Regions from separate parts of the Homo sapiens genome. Here region 2 is linked to region 1. The links are chromatin loops, found by intact Hi-C in ENCODE. Cell type or tissue: dorsolateral prefrontal cortex. All regions are shown on one strand. Region 1 overlaps LOC105371075 (a long non-coding RNA gene). Region 2 overlaps LINC02177 (long intergenic non-protein coding RNA 2177).

Evidence for each region. Hi-C counts contacts between places; a loop is a spot of excess contacts. Peaks named below come from ENCODE experiments on the same cell type or tissue, not always from the same donor. Only the 100,000 strongest peaks of a DNase experiment are listed, where the experiment ranks them.
Region 2: a loop joins it to region 1, with 2.6 times the contacts of the local background. A loop is called at or near these places in 3 of 110 quality-filtered maps.

What each region holds. Positions count from the first base shown.
Region 1 is chr16:9,295,515-9,299,514 of GRCh38, forward strand. LOC105371075 (a long non-coding RNA gene) reads left to right here. Exons shown (of 2, transcript XR_933060.2): 2 at 1,906-2,460. Among named protein-coding and RNA genes, the nearest start is that of LINC02177, 58 kb to the right of the region's middle. In dorsolateral prefrontal cortex, a CTCF peak has its summit at 2,180 (motif pointing right); a DNase peak (open chromatin) is centred at 2,167.
Region 2 is chr16:9,371,318-9,375,317 of GRCh38, forward strand. All of the region lies in intron 1 of LINC02177 (long intergenic non-protein coding RNA 2177), which reads left to right. Among named protein-coding and RNA genes, the nearest start is that of LINC02177, 18 kb to the left of the region's middle. In dorsolateral prefrontal cortex, a CTCF peak has its summit at 1,798; a DNase peak (open chromatin) is centred at 1,834; H3K27ac peaks cover 990 bases.

The DNA.
Region 1 (4,000 bases):
TGCCACCATACCCAGCTGACTTTTCTAGTTTTAGTAGAAACGGGGTCTCACCATGTTGGCCAGGCTGGTGTCGAACTCCTGACCTCTAATGATCCACCCGCCTCAGCCTCCCAAAGTGCTGGGATTACAGGTGTGAGCCACTGTGCCTGGTCTACAGGAAATAATTAAAAAAAAATTAACTAGGTATGGTGGCATGTGTCTGTAGTCCTAGCTACTCAGGAGAATCACTTGAGCCTGGAAGTTTGAAGCTGCAAGTGAGCTATGATTGTGTTACTGCACTGCAGTCTGGGTGACAGAGCCAGATCCTGTCTCTAAAAAAAAATAATAAAAAATAAATAAAAAAAAAAATGAGGGGAAAAGCAAATATCCAGATGATTCCCTCCACCCCCAAAACAAACTGATTTGTCCTTAAGAATCTTATTTTATTTTTAAACACTTTGGGATTTTAAAAATAGAATTCCCCTGATGATTCTCTCACTTAAAGACTTGCATTTAGATCAAGTAACTTCAAGTGTCCAGGCACCAGAAATACTGCTCAGAACCATATATTTCCCCTCCAACATGCAGCATAGGTGTCAGTCTCATAAATAGGGGGAATGCCAGATGTGCCCAAGTATGGACTTAGCCAGTACAAAAGCGCAAATATATCGGACACGCAGACTTAGACAGGTTTGCTACATAACCAGAGAGATCACTGGATTTACTCAGTTCCAAATGAGCAGCTCCCCTTTTAAGCTTCTTCAAGCTTGGCATCTGTGGGACTTTGTAAATCCCCAGCAGAGCTCAGGGGAAGTGGTCCTGAATTGTTTAACAGCCACAGCAATTACTTTGTTTTATACACGACATTCTTACCTCATCCATCTGGGAGGACAACAGGTGGAGCAACTAAAAAAAAAATTGTGTGAGTGCTTGAGTGGCTCCAAGTTGAATATTAAACAGAAACCCTCAGTGCCCCACGATTCTGGAGATTGGTGTGCATTTGTGATATACAACAGAAGTCAAATCAATATTCAACCAGAGAAACAAATCAGGAGTGAACAGTTTCATACTTAGTCAAGTGTGCTGAGCTCTCCAAGGATGTAGAAAAGAAAGATTTCCTCGGTCCTCTGTGCATGCCCCAAAGGACATCTAAAATCTTCCCAAGGTTAACACCAGAATAAAAGAGACCTTTGGCAATTGTGATATTGTGAGAATTTCCATTCGATAAAGATAATGGAATTTTTAAAGTACTTCTTGGTTGCTATTAGGTCCATGCTGGGAAAATGATGGAAAAAATCCAGTAAAAATATTTTTTTAATATTAGTGGGAAATAATATAGAGAAAAAGAAAATCCCCCGCTAATGAGGAACAATCTAATTTCTGGAAATGGCCACTGTGTTGGATAGATTTTCTGTAATTTCGATTATTGGTATGATTGATTAATCTTGGGATGGCCAACAAGAATGTAAAGAGTTGTCTGGTCACAGATTCTTTTTTTTTTTTTTTTTAATTTTATTGTACTTTAAGTTCTGGGATACATGTGCACAATGTGCAGGTTTGTTACATAGGTATACACATGCCATGGTGGTTTGCTGCACCCATCAACCCGTCATCTACATTAGGTATTTCTCCTAATGCTATCCCTCCCCTAGCCCCCCACCCCCCGACAGGCCCTGGTGTGTGATGTTCCCCTCCCTGTGCCCATGTGTTCTCATTGTCTGGTCACAGATTCTAGGGAATGGGAGATTGAGAGTACATCAGTTTATGCCTTTTTCAGCATCTCGTCTTATCTCACTTTGTAAATTCTATGAGCTGAAGGAAAGGTCATGTGTCTCTTCTTTTAGGACACAGTCCAGTCCAGGTATCTGAGTGGTCACCCCATGTCTGTGTGTCTCCTGAAATGGCGATGTCTTGTGGGGTTTCTAGTTGCAGGTGCCATCAGAATTTGGAGGCCAAAAAAGTAATGGTGGTGGTCCAAGGTGGACATCTGTCAAATGGGTAGTTTGAAAGATGGATTCAGGAGCTGAGATGCTGTGTCTATTATGGATGTTGAGACAGAGAATCATGTTATCTAACTTTTGGGAAGAGTGGAAAACGTCATCTCGTCCCACAACTGCCAGGAGCGATGCAATGGAGGATTCGAAATCACGTGCCGCGACAAGCTAGAGTTACTCCTCCAAGCCACCAGGTGTCACTGGTGTGCCAAGGCGGCAACGAAGCCAAGTTTTCCCGGTGGATGCGGACACTGGAAACCAGCAATCCTTTTAGTTCCCCAACCTGGTTGCCCATCAGAATTCCTTGAGAAATTTAAATAATAATTCTTGGAAATCACTTCAGACCCACTGAATCAATCGAGGCCCAGAAGTGAGTATCTAAAAAAAATTGTTATATGGAAATTGTCATTATTTGGGATGTGTGTGCTGGGGGATTGCTGCTGTATATTATATCTCTATTTAAATAAATGTCCCAGGTGATTCTGTAGTTGCAGCAGGTGTTTGGAAAAATGGAACCAATTTCTTTAACAAAGAAGAAGACTAATTTTCCAAGAGTTGAGGGACTTGCTTAATGCCACCCAAGACAGAGCCATGCTTAGAGGCTGGGCACCTCAACTCAAGTGGGGTCCCTTCCCTCTAGGCAGGGCTGCAGCTCCTAAAGTAGTTCCGGAGACTTCTGGGAAGTTTTGTGCCCTCTCTTGCACTCCCCCCCCCGCCCCCACCAAGCCCAAAAGACACATCCACAGAAGAACTGGTTTATTTGGCAGAATATAATCTTCTTATCCTCTCTGATAGCTCTCCTCCCACCTCATTCTCCAGAGCTCCCACATACAGAGGTCTGATCCCCCTCCTCCAGGTGAGTGATCTCCATGGGCAATTGGACAAAGCAGAATGGCCTACGCTCTGGCACAGCTGATGGGTTAACATGTAACATTTATTGAGCATCTAGTACGTGCCAGGCACTTTCCCATCCATTTGAATGTCATATCAACATTCTGAGAACTACAAATTATTATTTCAATTTACCAAATGAACAGACAGGCTCAGAGAAGTGAAGAAACTCAATCAAGATCACAAAGCTCAGAATTACAGAGATTCAAGCCCAGGTATTTTTTTTTTTTTTTTGAGATGGAGTCTTGCTCTGTCGCCCAGGCTGGAGTGCAGTGATGTGATATCCCCTCACTGTAACGTCTGCCTCTCAGGTTCAAGTGAGTCTCCTGCCTCAGTCTCCCGAGTAGCTGTGACTACAGGCGTACACCATCACACCCAGCTAATTTTTGTATATTTAGTAGAGATGGGGTTTCGCCATCTTGGCCAGGCTGGTCTTGAACTCCTGACCTCAAGTGAACCACCTACCTTGGCTTCCCAAAGTGCTGGGATTACAGGTGTGAGCCACTGTGCCTGGCCTCAAGCCAGGGCTTTTGGGCTTCAAAGCCATATTAATCATCATCATACGGGGTCCCCATAACTCTCCCATCACATCCAAAGAATTTCAGCTATTCTCACCTAGTTTAGAAACTAACCCACTCTCCGGGTTAAAAAAAAATAAAGTCTGTGAGTGTCTTTTTCAGGTGAAAGTAAGATCCAGGGATATTATTTAATACTTTATAAAATTTCCTAAAATATTGAGGTTTGAAGGAAATAAACTATACAGCAAACTTAGTGCACAAATCATCACTTTTCTCTGGTGGATCTCAAAGAACTTTTAAATCAGAGAATTCTTAACTGGGAGTAGACCTTGGTGAGGTCGGCATTAGTGTTAATGAAGTCTTTCATGTTCTTGACATCCGAGACATTTTCCCGAGGATGGAGGTCAAGTCCTGGCATTTGTAATCAGTTGATAAAAGACATGTGTGCACAGCCACATGGGAAATTTATGAATATTATCAAATAACGATGTAGGGTATAATTAAGGTTGAGCTATTAAGTACTAATTAATTAAGCTGTCATATTTTAATCAAGGAATTGATTGTTTCTGTATAGAGCTCTGATGGTTCCGCATCTTTGCAAAGCTCTGGAACCCTGAT
Region 2 (4,000 bases), 76 kb after region 1:
AAGTGCCCATGGATTGAGTGGCTAAAGAAAAACGTGGTATATATACACCACGGAATATGACTCAGCCATTAAAAGGAATGAAATCATGTCTTTTGCAGCGACTTGGATGGATCTGGAGGCCATTATTCTAAGTGAAGTAACACAGGAGTAGAAAACCAAAAACCGCATGTTCTCACTAAAAGCGGGAGGTTGAGCTATGAGTACGCAGAGGCATACAGAGTGGTATAATGGACTTCAGGGACTTTAAAGTGTGAGAGTGTAGGGGGGCCAGGGATGGAAAAAACCTACACGTTAGGTACAATGTACACTACTTGTGTGATGAGTGCACTAAAATCTCAGAATTCATCACTATATAATTCATTTATGTAACCAAAAACCACTTGTACCCCAAGAACTATTGAAAATAAATAGATAAAAAATTAAAAAGTGTGCTGTAAAAGAAATTAAAAGCAGCTTAACTAATGACACATTATTTCTCACGTAACAGAACTCGAGAGGAGTTGGATCCAGGGTTGATTCCATGGCGCCTGGGCTCCGCATCAGCCTCTCTTAGCCTTTTTTGCCTTCTCCCTCTCGGAGCCAAAATAGCTGCTGCTGCACCGTCATCACGTCTTTCATGTCAGTGTCCAGAGCAGTAAGGCAGTTCGAGAATGGCTGTTGGGTGGCAATCACAAATGTCTGGGGCATGTGCCATGTGCTAGTCATTTTTCTAGGTGCTGATGTTTTGCTTCTTCTAATCCTGAGCAACATACTCTGGGAAGGTGTCATCTTTGAGATGTTAAGTGATTTGTCTAAGGCCATAAGCTAGTAAGTGGCATGATGGGAATTTAAGTCTAGGTTTACCTGACTCCAAAAAGTCTGTGTTCATTCTACCAAGATCTAGCAGTGTCTAGATCAGGGTTTCTCAATCTGAGCACTATTGACATTTTGTGCTGGACAGTTCCTTGTTGTAGGGGGCTGTCCCATGCATTGCAGGATGTTCAGCAGCTTCTGTAGAACCTATCTATTAGATGCCAGTAGCACCCCCTCAGCTGTGACAATCAAAAATGCCCCCACACATTGCCAAATGTTCAGATGCTGCAAAAATCACCTGCAGTTAAGAGCCATTGCCCTATGGAGTACTCTTTCTGTCAAGGCTCAATATAAAATTGCATAAAGCTGGACGCGGTGACTCACACCTGTAATTCCAGCAATTTGGGAGGCTGAGGTAGGCACACTTGAACTCCTGAGTCCAGGAATTCAAGCTGGGCAACATGGCGAAATCCTGTCTCTACTAAAAATACAAAAAATTAGTCAGGCGTGGTGGTGTGCGCCTGTAATCCCAGCTTCTCAGGAGGCTGAGGTGGGAGAATTGCGTGAGCTCAGGAGGGCAAGACTGCAGTAAACTGAAATTGTGCCACTGCACTCCAGCCTGATCAACTGGAGTGAGATCCTGTTAAAAAAAAAAAAAAAAAAAAAAAAAAAAAAAAAAGCCTGAGTCCTGAGCCTTTAACCTGGTGACCAACATGCTCCCTGCTCTGGCACTCAGTATGGAGTTTTCAAAATACATTCTCTAATTTGGTATGATTGATGGCTGTAGAGGGGGTGAGTGAGAGATAAATGGACCACAAACAGGCTGGCTATTGACACTATGTCACAGTGACACTGCTGAGGGATGTTTTATAGGTTAACTCTTAATTTTAACCTTCACATCAATCTCACGACACAAGTACTATCCTTCCCCCCGATCTTTAGATGAGGAGAATGAATTGAGAGCCATGAAGTTACTTGCTCGAAGCTACACAGCTGGAGTGTGGCCCATGGCAGAGTCTGTCTGCAGAGGGCCCCCTCAAGCCTTGCTGTCTCCATAGCACCTCTGTGCGTGAGTTACTGTCAGCTCTGATTTTCAAAGAGGAAACATGCGAGAAGACACTCAGTCCCAAATTAGTGCTTTGAATAATTCACAAGGCACTTTCAGGTGTTCAGGCCCGGGGACTTTCAGGAGACCTGGTGTTATGGACTGAAAGTCTGTGTCTTCCCAAAATTCATAGGTTGAAGCCCTAACCCCCAGTGTGATGTTGTTAGGAGGTTGGGCCTATGGGAGGTGATAAGGTTTAGATGAGGTCATGAGTGTGGGGCCCCCATGGTGGGGGGGGCGGGATTAGTGTTTTCATAAGAAGAGGAAAAGAGACAGACTCTTCCTCTGTCTCCACCACGTGAGGACACAGCAAGAAGGCGGCTGTCTGCAAGCCAGGAAGAGAGTCTTTATCAAAACCCAATCCTCCTGGCTTCCTGATCTTGGACTTCCTGCCCTTCACAATAAGTGCCTGTTGTTTAAGCCACACATTCATGGTGTTTTATTATAGCAGCTTGAGCTGACTAGGGCAGTTGGTAACACAGATGAGTGACTGCAGGAGATTGGTTAATGCCAGGGCAGTGCCACACCTCATGGTCCAGGAGGGAGCAAAGGCAGAGGTGCCCCTGCTATGATGCCTGCTTGCTTACAGATTGTCTTCTTCAATCTATTCTGCACACGACTATCTACAAACAGAGAGCCCGCCAAACCAGGCGGCTGCTTAAAACCCTTCAGCGGATACTCAGTGCCGCCTGGGTAAAGCGTCTAGAACCTATCACACTCATATTTTTAATTACTTGTTGTCCATTTGTTTAATAGTGTAATGGGCATCCAGGCCCAGGGACTGGACCATACCTACGCCTCCAGCTCACTCACTTGCACCATCATAATCGTTGTGTTCCTGAGAGCAGCCTTGTTTCTCTTGGTGCCTTTGTGGATGGATGGTGGTGCTGCTGTCTGAATGCACAGCCCTATCAGTCCACCAGACAGATCCCTATTTGTCCTTTAAATATTTGCTGAGTCTCTCGTGTAGACTTCCCGGAGTCTCCTCTCCCTGATAGTTAATCTCTTCCTCCTCTGTGATGCATGCTTTCCTTGTACACGCATCTGTGTATTTTCTTTTTCCACGTTGAGTCACTCCACTGTTTCCGTCTGCCATTTGCCTGTCTCCTCCAACATGCATGCCTTCAACAAGTATTTGTTGAGCTCCTACCATTCCTGGGTACTGTGCTGGGGGCTAGAGATGCAGCTGATAACAAAACGGAGATGGGAGGTTGTCTCTGTTTTCGTGAAAACTGCAGCCTATTTGGAGGAGCCAGCATTAAACAAACAAGTAAAAAGTAATTAAAACTATGAATGTGATAGGTTCTACAAAGGAAAAGCTTACTAGGAGTGCCTCCAAATTTCCTTGTATCACTGTAGTCCAGTGGTTCTCAGCAGAGGGCAACTTTGCCTGCCAGGGAATATTTGGCAGTGTCTGAAGATATTTTGGGGGAATAGGTGCTCCTGGCATCTGGTGAGATGAGGCAGAGCTGCTGCTAAATACAGTGTATAGGACCGCACAGGACCACAATGATCTGGCCCCAGATGTTCACAGTGTGGAGATTGGGAGACCCTGCTGTAACCCCCTTCCCCAGCATAATGTCCTGTAACAGATACACCAAAAATGCTTGCTGAATAAATGGGTGAAGAAAGGAAGTCATTCAGTTGTGGTGGCCAGAGATGCCAGTGCTTCTTAGATGAGCACCTGTGAATGATTTCTCCAATCTTTGCATGGTGGGGCAGGACTTGTGTCATCGCAGGTATGGGGCTGGGTCGCTTGCACAAATACCCATGCTCAGAAAGGCCCCAGCTTGGTTGAATGCTCTGCAAAGGCCATCTTGAAATTTGTAGTAATTTTTGCGAAAGGGTCCTGCATTTTCACTTTGCACTGGGTCCCATAAATTATGTAGCTGGTTCCAGGGTGGGGTGTGTGAGGAAGGGGGCAAATAATGAAACCTCTGAGCAGGAGGTTAAAAGAGGGAGGTGACAGTGAAGCCTCCAATGAGAGTAGCGGAGGTGTATAACCCTCTCTGTGATGTCTCAGGTCTGAACCCAGAGTCTGGAGCTTAAAATTTTAATTTAATTTTTTATCTTTTTTTTTTTTCTTTTTTTGAGACAGGGTCT